3 separate regions of the Homo sapiens genome follow, and regions 1 and 3 are each linked to region 2. A link is a contact called in ENCODE Hi-C or POLR2A ChIA-PET data. All regions are on one chromosome and are shown on one strand. Each heading gives the region's core, a stretch centred on a gene start or an enhancer-like site at or near the end of the contact. The rest is flanking DNA. Distances are from core to core; before and after follow the strand shown. Region 1 has its middle 78 kb from the start of FAM161A. Region 2 holds the start of C2orf74-AS1 (C2orf74 antisense RNA 1). Region 3 has its middle 160 kb from the start of XPO1.

Region 1 (2,700 bases), core at 188-2,687, 600 kb before region 2:
AGTTTGAGACTAACCTGACAAACATGGTGAAACCCCATCTCTACTAAAAATACAAAAATTAGCTGGGCTTGGTGGCAGGTGCCTGTAATCCCAACTACTTAGGAGGCTGAGGCAGGAGTATTGCTTGAATCCAGGAGGCGGAGGTTGCAGTGAGCTGAGACTGCCCCATTGCACTCCAGCCTGGGCAACAAGAGTAAAACTCTGTCCTAAAAAAAAAAAAAAAAAAAAAAAAAAAGGGAAATCTTTGCCAAGACTTTCTTTTTTTTATGTTTTCATTTATTTCAAGGATGTTTTGGAATATTTTTATAACACCTACTTTAATGTCTTTGTCAGATAATGCCAACATCTGTGTCATCTTAGTGTTAGTGTCTATCAATTATCTTTTCCCAGTTTAGATTTTTCTGGTTTCTCAAATGCTGAGTAATTTTAGATTGTATCCTGGATATTTTGAATATTATGCTACGAGACTAGAGGTTTTGTTTAAATCCTGGAGTGAATGTTGACATTTTTGTGTTAGCCATAATCAGTCAGGTTGGGATTAGACTGTAAACTCCAATTAGACTTCTCTAGGTTGTAATTTTAATATCAGTTCTGTTTTTAAAGGCTTTGCAGTGTTATTTGGATCAGTCCTGAATGTTCTTGACCCAGTGGTCAGTCAAGGTCTGAGGCAGGAACTGTGTAGTTCAGTTCTCACAGCCTGTGGTACAGTGTTGAGGATCAGATCCACACATGTACAGCTTGGGAGTTACCTCAGAAATCATAAACTTTTGCTCCTTCCTCTACTCAATTTCCTAGTTTTATCCCAATTCCTTGGGGCTCCCTTTTATAGTTCTCTGATCAGAAAACTTGGGTTTTGTTTTTCATTTTATTTTTGAGACAGAGTCTCTCTCTGTTGCCCAGGCTGAGGTGTGCAATCTCAGCTCACTGCAGCCTTGACCTCCGGGCTCCAGAGATCCTCTCACCTCAGCCTCCTGAGTAGCTGGGACTACAGGCACGCACCACCACACCCAACGGATTTTTGTATTTTTTGTAGAGACAGTGTCTCACTGTGTTGCCCAGGCTGGTCTCGAACTCATGGGCTCAAGTGATCCTCCCACCTCGGCCTCCCAAAGTGCTGGGATTATAGGAATGAGCTGCTGTGCCCAGCCAAGTACATACGCTACTTTTCTGTTCACTTTCCGTAACTACGCTTATGTCTGGAGCGAGGCAGTGGGAGGACAGAGATGAAAAAAGAAAGCAGTGGGGGTTTGCCATTTACCCTACTCTGATTTTTGGGAACACAGCACCTCTGATCAGAGAGGAAAGTTCTCTTTTCTCAAAGTTTTAGGCACCTGCCTGCTCCTCTTACCATTAATGTCATTTTCACTTCTGCTTTTATAGGATTACTTGAGGTTTGGGTGCTAGAGAATGGAGAAAAGAAAAACAAAACAAAACAAAAAACAAAGCACATGAGATTTCCCCCACTTTGTCTGTATATTAGGAAACTCTTTTTCCACCCCTCAAGCCAGATCTAGAAGCCTTCTCCTGGAGCTCTTTCTGTCCACACTGATTTGGACTTCAGGCTTTTGGGCTGCACAAGTCCAGACTAGGGATATCAGAGGGGAAAAAATGGTAAGCTCTCTGCATGTTCAGTGGTACTTCATATTCATGCCTTCTTCTCCAACCTTTCTGTTTCGATTTACTTTTCAGTCCTCAAGTTTGGGAGCCATGCATTCTTTCCAGGTTAATAGCTACATTCAGTAGGAGAGATAGGTTGGGATTTGCTCACTCCATCTTACTTGGAACTAGAAACTTCCTAAAGCAGTGATGTTACAAGAAGATAATTTGAATTACAGTTTTCTAGTTTTACAATATTTTAAAGCTGATTGAATATAAATAATTTAAAAATATATTTCCAGGCCCAAATATTAACATTATAATTTAAACTACTGGATCCATCATTGACCCTTTTAATAATTGGAAGGTTTAAGACTCCCACACTCAATATATTAGAAAAATAATACATTCATGTTCATTCTCCCATTTTTTGTGTTTCTCTTTCAATATAGCACATTTACTACTAATGCTCATTTATCCCATCAAAAATGTCACATAAAAACTGGAATAATTCAGAAATTTGGAGTGGGATTCATTTACGATTTATAAGTTACCTGGTAGAGTTTGACTTATAAGAAAGCACATTGTGAGGGCCGGGTGTGGTGGCTCACGCCTGTAATCCCAGCAATTTGGGAGGCCAAGGCGGGCGGATCACCTGAGGTTGGGAGTTCGAGACCAGCCTGACCAACATGGAGAAACCCTGTCTCTACTAAAAATACAAAATTAGCCGGGCATGGTGGCACACGCCTGTAATTCCAACTACCCGGGAGGCTGAGGCTGGAGAATTGCTTGAACTTGGGAGGCAGAGGTTGCAGTGAGCCAAGATCACACCATTGCACTCCAGCCTGGGTGATAAGAGTGAAACTCTGTCTCAAACAACAACAACAACAGCAAACAGTACATGGTGAGGCTAGGTGCAGTAGCTCATGTCTGTAATCCTATCCCTTTGGGAGGCTGAGGCAGGCAGATTGCTTGAGCTCGGGAGTTCGAGACCAGCTGGATAACATGGTGAAACCCTGTCTCTACAAAAAAAAAAGAAAATTAACTGGGCATGGTGGTGTGCACTTGTAGTCCCAGCTACTTAGGAGACTGAGGCAGGAGGAT
Region 2 (2,700 bases), core at 10-2,509:
GCACAAGGCAGGAGTCTCCAAGGATGCACAGAGATGGCTTTACTCAGGACAAAGACCTGAAGGAGGCAGGCAGCTACCTGGGGGAAGAGTGCTCCAGGCAGCAATGCCGGGAGACTCCTGTTCACAAGGGCCTGGTAGAAGAGGGCCCAGCTGACAGCAATGAGCTCTAAGCAGCTGCGAGTGCTGCGAGAAGGGAAATCCCCATCCTTCTTGGCCCATGGAACTCAAGTGTGGCCAGAGTGTCAGGATCTACCAACGCTGATTCAGGAGCCAGTCAGTGTGCCAGGCCCATAGCAGGGGCTGTAAAAACATTCGCTGAATGATGAACGCACTTTGTCCCCAGCCCCACTAGTACCCTGAGGCCCCTGTTACCTTTCCAGCCCAGTTTGATGTTCCACTCATAGAAGAAAATCAGCTTTCCTTTGCGGCTGCTGCACGAAGCCTCCCCTTCCACCTGCTTCAACTCGTTGATCTCGCCGCGGCCAGCGTCATTCTCCACAACGATGCCCACCAGGAGCTCCTGGAACTTCCCTTTGGACAAGCTGGTGGCATCCCGCTCTGTCCTGCCAGGGACCAGAAAGTCGTGAATGGAAGCCCCAGCTGGGATCCACCTGCCTGGGTGCCAGGGTCACGTCCAAGCCCAGCCCAGATCGGCCCAAGTCCTCTCAAGCAGCCTCGAAACCTGCCAACCTCCAATGTGCTCCTCAAACCTGCTTTCTATCAAATTCTTTTCATCCTGCTCAGTTCTTTAAGATATTATTGTCCACTATGCAAGTAGTATTCTGTCTTAAAAACACTGGCTTATTTAAGGGAGGAGGATCTAGCTAGCTCGCCCACTGGAAATAGGCAAAGCCTAGGCCACAGGGAAAGTAGCAGTAGTGAACTAATCAGAATCATGACAATACCAGCTATCAAGTGTCTTCGCATATACATCGTCTAATGTAATCTTCCCAGGCAATATTCTCACTTTAGGGGACAGAAACGAGCTGAGAGAAATGACATGTCCATCGGGCCAAGGCTAGGACACTAGAAAGTCAGATCTAGCTCACGCCTGTAATCCCAGCACTTTAGTAGGCCCAGGCGGGCGGATCACGAGATCTGGAGTTCGAGAGCAGCCTGACCAACATGGTGAAACCCTGTCTCTACTAAAAATACAAACATCAGACGGACGTAGTGGCACGCATCTGTAGTCCCAGCTACTCATGAGGCTGAAGCAGGAGACTCGCTTGAACTCTGGAAGCTGAGGTTGCAGCGAGCCAAGATTGCCCATGCCCTCAGAGCTCCTCCGGACCAGCCAAGTCATGCTCCTCTGGGGACCGGCCTCAGCATCCCCTCGACGGCCTGGAGGGACCACAGCCCCGGCCAGAGGCGCAGGGCAGAGGACATCCCTTCCGGAGGTTCTGCGGCGGAGGGCTGCCGACCTCTCCCCACGCGCCAGGTGAGGCGCGTAAAGGAAGGGGAGCTTGTCTCACTCACAGAGGGCCCGGCTCGCGGGAGGCGCCTGCGGGGTGGGCGCGAACTGAGATCCAAATTTCTGCCCTTTCCACTACGTTCCATACCCCCGCCCCTAACACAGTCTCTCAATCCAGCTCCCTTCTAACTCCCCGAAACATCCAGAGGGGTGGGCGGGAGGAGAAGGGAAGGCCCTCAGGCCACAGACGGTGGGAGTGGAAAGGTCTGTCGGAAGTCACTCTTGGGGCCCAACCCAACTTTCAAAAAGAGGCAGCTGCAACCCTCCTAGCCGGTCTCCGTACTCAAGGACTCTCCCGAGCCGAGAGGCGAAGGCCGAGCCCTGCGTCCAGCAGCTGAGGGGGGGCGGCCCCCTGACCCCCTGGCCCCGCGGCCCCGCACAGACCCCAGGGCAGCCCCGGCTCCCGCGGCCCGGCCCTCCCCAGATCCCGGAAGGAGGCCGCCGCCAGCCGCGCCAGCGCCAGTTGTTCACGTTGGTCCCGTCCTCCCGCTCCTCCACGATCCAGTGGGGGTTCCCCTGGCCCCACTTGGCCATGGCGGCGTGGACTGGGCGGAAAACAAGGAAAGGCCGCGGCGCCTAAGGCTCCGAAGCCAGCGTTTCCGGCCGCCGAGCCCCGGGGCGGCGCGTTCGCAGCTCCCAGAAACTGCCAGAAGGCCCCGCCCCCGGCCCCGCCCCGCCCTGCCGCGGCGCGCCCGGGAGCCCCAGCCGGGATCTGGGAGGCGGGTCGCGCGGGGACGCGGGGACGCGGGGACGCGCGGGCGGGGAGGGGCTGGGGCCGCCGGGGTTCCGCTGCGCGTCTCCTAACGCTAGGGCGGGACGGGGCTGTCTGGGCCGCCTGCGAAGGGCGGAGGGCGCTGCAAGTCCCGCGGTGCTGGCGGGCTCGTGATTCCCGGCGCCGGGAAGCAGGGCGCTGAGTAGCGGGTGCCTGAGAGTCCAACCGGCAGTGTAGACGCGACACCGCCGTCAGGTGGCCTCGGCAGGCTCCCTATAGCTCTCGAGGACACGACCTCGAACGCCCAGGTCGCTGTAAGACCGGCCTTTGGGGCCACAGCGCGCACACGTCACACCGTTTGCGGATTTCGCCTAAGAGCGAGTCCGCGCCCAGTTGCCGCGCTGCGGTTTTTTCCGCGACGCAGTCTCTCGCCCTCCCCCCTTCCCGGCACCTTTCCAACTAGTCCCATGTTACTGCGGGAGTATTTCCATTTTATTCACGTAATAATCCTTTAGAG
Region 3 (2,700 bases), core at 95-2,594, 520 kb before region 2:
ATGGCTCGATCTTGGCTCACTGCAACCTCCGCCTCCTGGGTTCAAGCAATTCTCCCGCCTCAGCCTCCCCAGTAGCTGGGACTACAGGCACGCGCCACCACGCTCGGCTAATTTTTGTATTTTTAGTAGAGACGAGGTTTCACCATGTTGGCCAGCCTGGTCTTGAACTTCTGACCTCAAGTGATCTGCCCGCCTCGGCCTCCCGAAGTGCTGGGATTACAGACGCGAGCCACCGCGCCCGGCCAAAACTTTTTCTTAGGCTCCCATTCCCCATATCTCATGAAATTAGTCACCCCCTCACCTATTCTACCTTTGTGTCTACCATATGTTTTTGTTATTAAATGTATAATGCTGGAGTATAGTTACTTTTCTGTGTCATATATGTCTTTGTTTTCCCACCGTGTAGCACAGAAGTTGGCTGGTTAAACCGAATACATAAAAAGCAATTATATAGTTTTCTTTCTTTCCTCGAAAGGCTTACTCTCTTTAGTCCTTTAGACTAGCATTGGGGTAGGTGACACAATCAAGACTTAAGCTAAAGTGAAGGAATTCAGTGAAGAGGGTGTCACAAAACTAGAGAAATGGAATAGCCTCTCTGAAAAAAGAATCCTGTGCAGGGAGCCGCTGAGAGAGGACCCATGTCACATATGAGCAATTGGGAGGGAGGGAGAACCTTGTCTTCGCTTCCCAGGGTGTGCCATGTCCTGCTGCTCACAGGTTAGCCTGGCCGTACGTATTTCTCAGGGTCCAGTTTTCTACTTAAAGGAAAAAACAAAATACAAAAAAAAAAAAAAAAAAGGCAACTAACCCGTTAAGCTGGAAGAATATTTTTAGATAGCTGGGGCCTGGGAATACTTCTGTTACTTAACATGACCCCAGCCAGTGTGCATTTCATCCTGGATTGCCTCAGGGGTGGGAATCTTGGCTTAGGGTGGCACTGCGGAGGGGCAGCCCTGAAGACCCCCTACCCACACAGCGCAGACCCCCTGACTGCGCCCCCGCGTGGCAGCCAGCCTGAGGGCGGGGGGGCGAAACCAGGGTTTGCCCCGCCCCTTTCTCCCCTCCAAGTCGGCAGCGGCACTGGAAAGTGAAAATGAGAGTAGAAACCACCTGAGCACCCTCGCTCAGGCTGGCGACCCACACTGGTCATGTAGGCTGTGGGAGAGGAAGGGGAGCGCAGGTGGCTTGCAGGCAGGTGACCCTGTCAAGGGAAACCGGGAGGGGCTTCCTCTGGCCGCGGCCCCGCCCCACCCCGCCTCCCTTGGGCCCCGCCCCCACGAGTCTCCTCCCCCCACGAGGCCCCTCCCGGTTCCTACACCTCGGCCCCGCCCTGCGCTTTCGCCTCCGAGGCCACGCCCCCTAGGACCTGGCCAAGCCCCGCACTGAGGCTCCACAAGGCTTCGGCCTGTACGGCCACTTCCTCTTCCTCCTGCCTCTCCTCCTTTTTGGGGGACAGGGCCGCGCCGTGCCGCTGGCCCACAGACCTCGTGGATGCCGCATAGAATGGCCTGAAGCAAACACGGGGTTTTTCCCATAAGGGCCCCATCCAGGTCCGGGGGTTGGGTCACCTCTCCTGTACGTCTCTGCTGTGAGACCTTTTGCGGGGCGCGGACCCTGAAGATCCCTTTGGGTTTCTTCCTCCTTGCTCACCGGCCGGACCCAAGTGATGAGAAGGGGAGTAGGGAGATAAATTGTGGAAAGAAAAGAATGCTGCTGAATTACGGAGTGCCTAACTGAAGAAAAATCAGGGAGCAAGGACATGAGGGGGCAGTAAAATTTTTGAGGAAGATTCGTTGTCAGAAAATAGAAATGGCTAGAATCACCATCAAAGTGTCAGTCATTTCAAACTGCCTTTTAATTACAGTCCCCAGGATGCCTGGTAATTACAGTAGACATCTGACCTAATACTCGCAGACAAAGTTCAGATGGAAATATTTAGAGAAATGCAGGCACAAAGCAGGAAATTGGGGTATTGGTGTTTTCAGAGTTCTCTTTGGGTATCTCTTTGGGTATTGGGGGGGAAAAGCTCCAATGAAATATATCAGACATGATTTAAAAAATGACATGAAGCCACTGTCTGGTTTTCCTCAGGCCCGACATTGGGCAGCATTCACAGCAAGTATTCATTGGCTGGTGGAAGCCCTTGTGATCAAAATGAAGTCAGATGATTTAGCACATACAGTTGTTTGCCTGTGTTCTCCAAAACTGAAGAGCATTGCATTCACATTTCTTGTAGGGAGTGTAAAGGAAACAAACCACTCACCTGCTGCAAGTGCTTAGCATTGTGCTAGAATAATTACAGAAGCTATCTCAGGCTGGGCATGGTGGTGCACGCCTGTAATCCCAGCTACTTGGGAGGCTGAGACGGGAGGATCGCTTGAGCCCAGGAGAGATCACAACACTGCACTCCAGCCTGGGTGACAGGGTGAGACTGTCCAAAAAAAGGAAAAGAATAATTCAGCAGTAGTTGGTTACAGAGTGAAAAGTACTCCCACTTGATTTTTATTTTATTATCCTGGACTCGATTTTATTATCAAGTGGGATTTTTACCAGGGCTTTCAGAAGTTAAGGTAATTTGCCCAAGGTCACATGATTAGTAAATTATCAGTTTAGGATTGAACTCAGGTCACCTGTCTCCCCCAAATCATACAGAATGCAGGTGTGTACATTTATCTAAGTGTATCAAACTGTACAGGTAAA

Evidence for each region. Hi-C counts contacts between places; a loop is a spot of excess contacts on that map. ChIA-PET counts read pairs that join two places held with the same protein, here RNA polymerase II (POLR2A). Pooled maps may share reads with other maps.
Region 1: a pooled map shows a loop between it and region 2 (2.4-fold over the local background). The contact joins the enhancer-like site here to the promoter of C2orf74-AS1 in region 2. A Hi-C loop is called at or near these places in 9 of 168 maps with a recorded cell type or tissue (B cell, CD4-positive, alpha-beta T cell, CD4-positive, alpha-beta memory T cell and 4 more), 10 of 37 single-sample maps with no recorded cell type and 27 of 50 pooled maps. POLR2A ChIA-PET finds 5 or more read pairs at or near these places in 7 of 52 experiments (CD4-positive, alpha-beta memory T cell, HepG2, PC-9 and 3 more).
Region 3: a map of CD8-positive, alpha-beta T cell shows a loop between it and region 2 (5-fold over the local background). The contact joins the enhancer-like site here to the promoter of C2orf74-AS1 in region 2. A Hi-C loop is called at or near these places in 5 of 168 maps with a recorded cell type or tissue (CD4-positive, alpha-beta T cell, CD8-positive, alpha-beta T cell and naive thymus-derived CD4-positive, alpha-beta T cell), 7 of 37 single-sample maps with no recorded cell type and 17 of 50 pooled maps. POLR2A ChIA-PET finds 5 or more read pairs at or near these places in 2 of 52 experiments (OCI-LY7 and activated CD4-positive, alpha-beta T cell).

The regions. Positions count from the first base shown.
Region 1 is chr2:61,774,813-61,777,512 of GRCh38, reverse strand. No RefSeq gene overlaps it. Among named protein-coding and RNA genes, the nearest start is that of FAM161A, 78 kb to the left of the region's middle. Within about 2 kb of position 1,437, at least 3 of the 41 ENCODE cell types and tissues checked have a DNase peak (open chromatin) inside an H3K27ac peak, as active enhancers do; they include B cell, where a contact is called at or near this core.
Region 2 is chr2:61,176,844-61,179,543 of GRCh38, reverse strand. C2orf74-AS1 (C2orf74 antisense RNA 1) reads left to right here and starts at 1,259. Exons shown (of 2, transcript NR_183879.1): 1 at 1,259-1,438. It also overlaps the pseudogene AHSA2P. RefSeq lists a silencer at 1,804-2,353.
Region 3 is chr2:61,693,380-61,696,079 of GRCh38, reverse strand. No RefSeq gene overlaps it. Among named protein-coding and RNA genes, the nearest start is that of XPO1, 160 kb to the right of the region's middle. RefSeq lists enhancers at 1-216, 1,489-1,618 and a silencer at 1,189-1,348. Within about 2 kb of position 1,344, at least 29 of the 41 ENCODE cell types and tissues checked have a DNase peak (open chromatin) inside an H3K27ac peak, as active enhancers do; they include CD8-positive, alpha-beta T cell, where a contact is called at or near this core.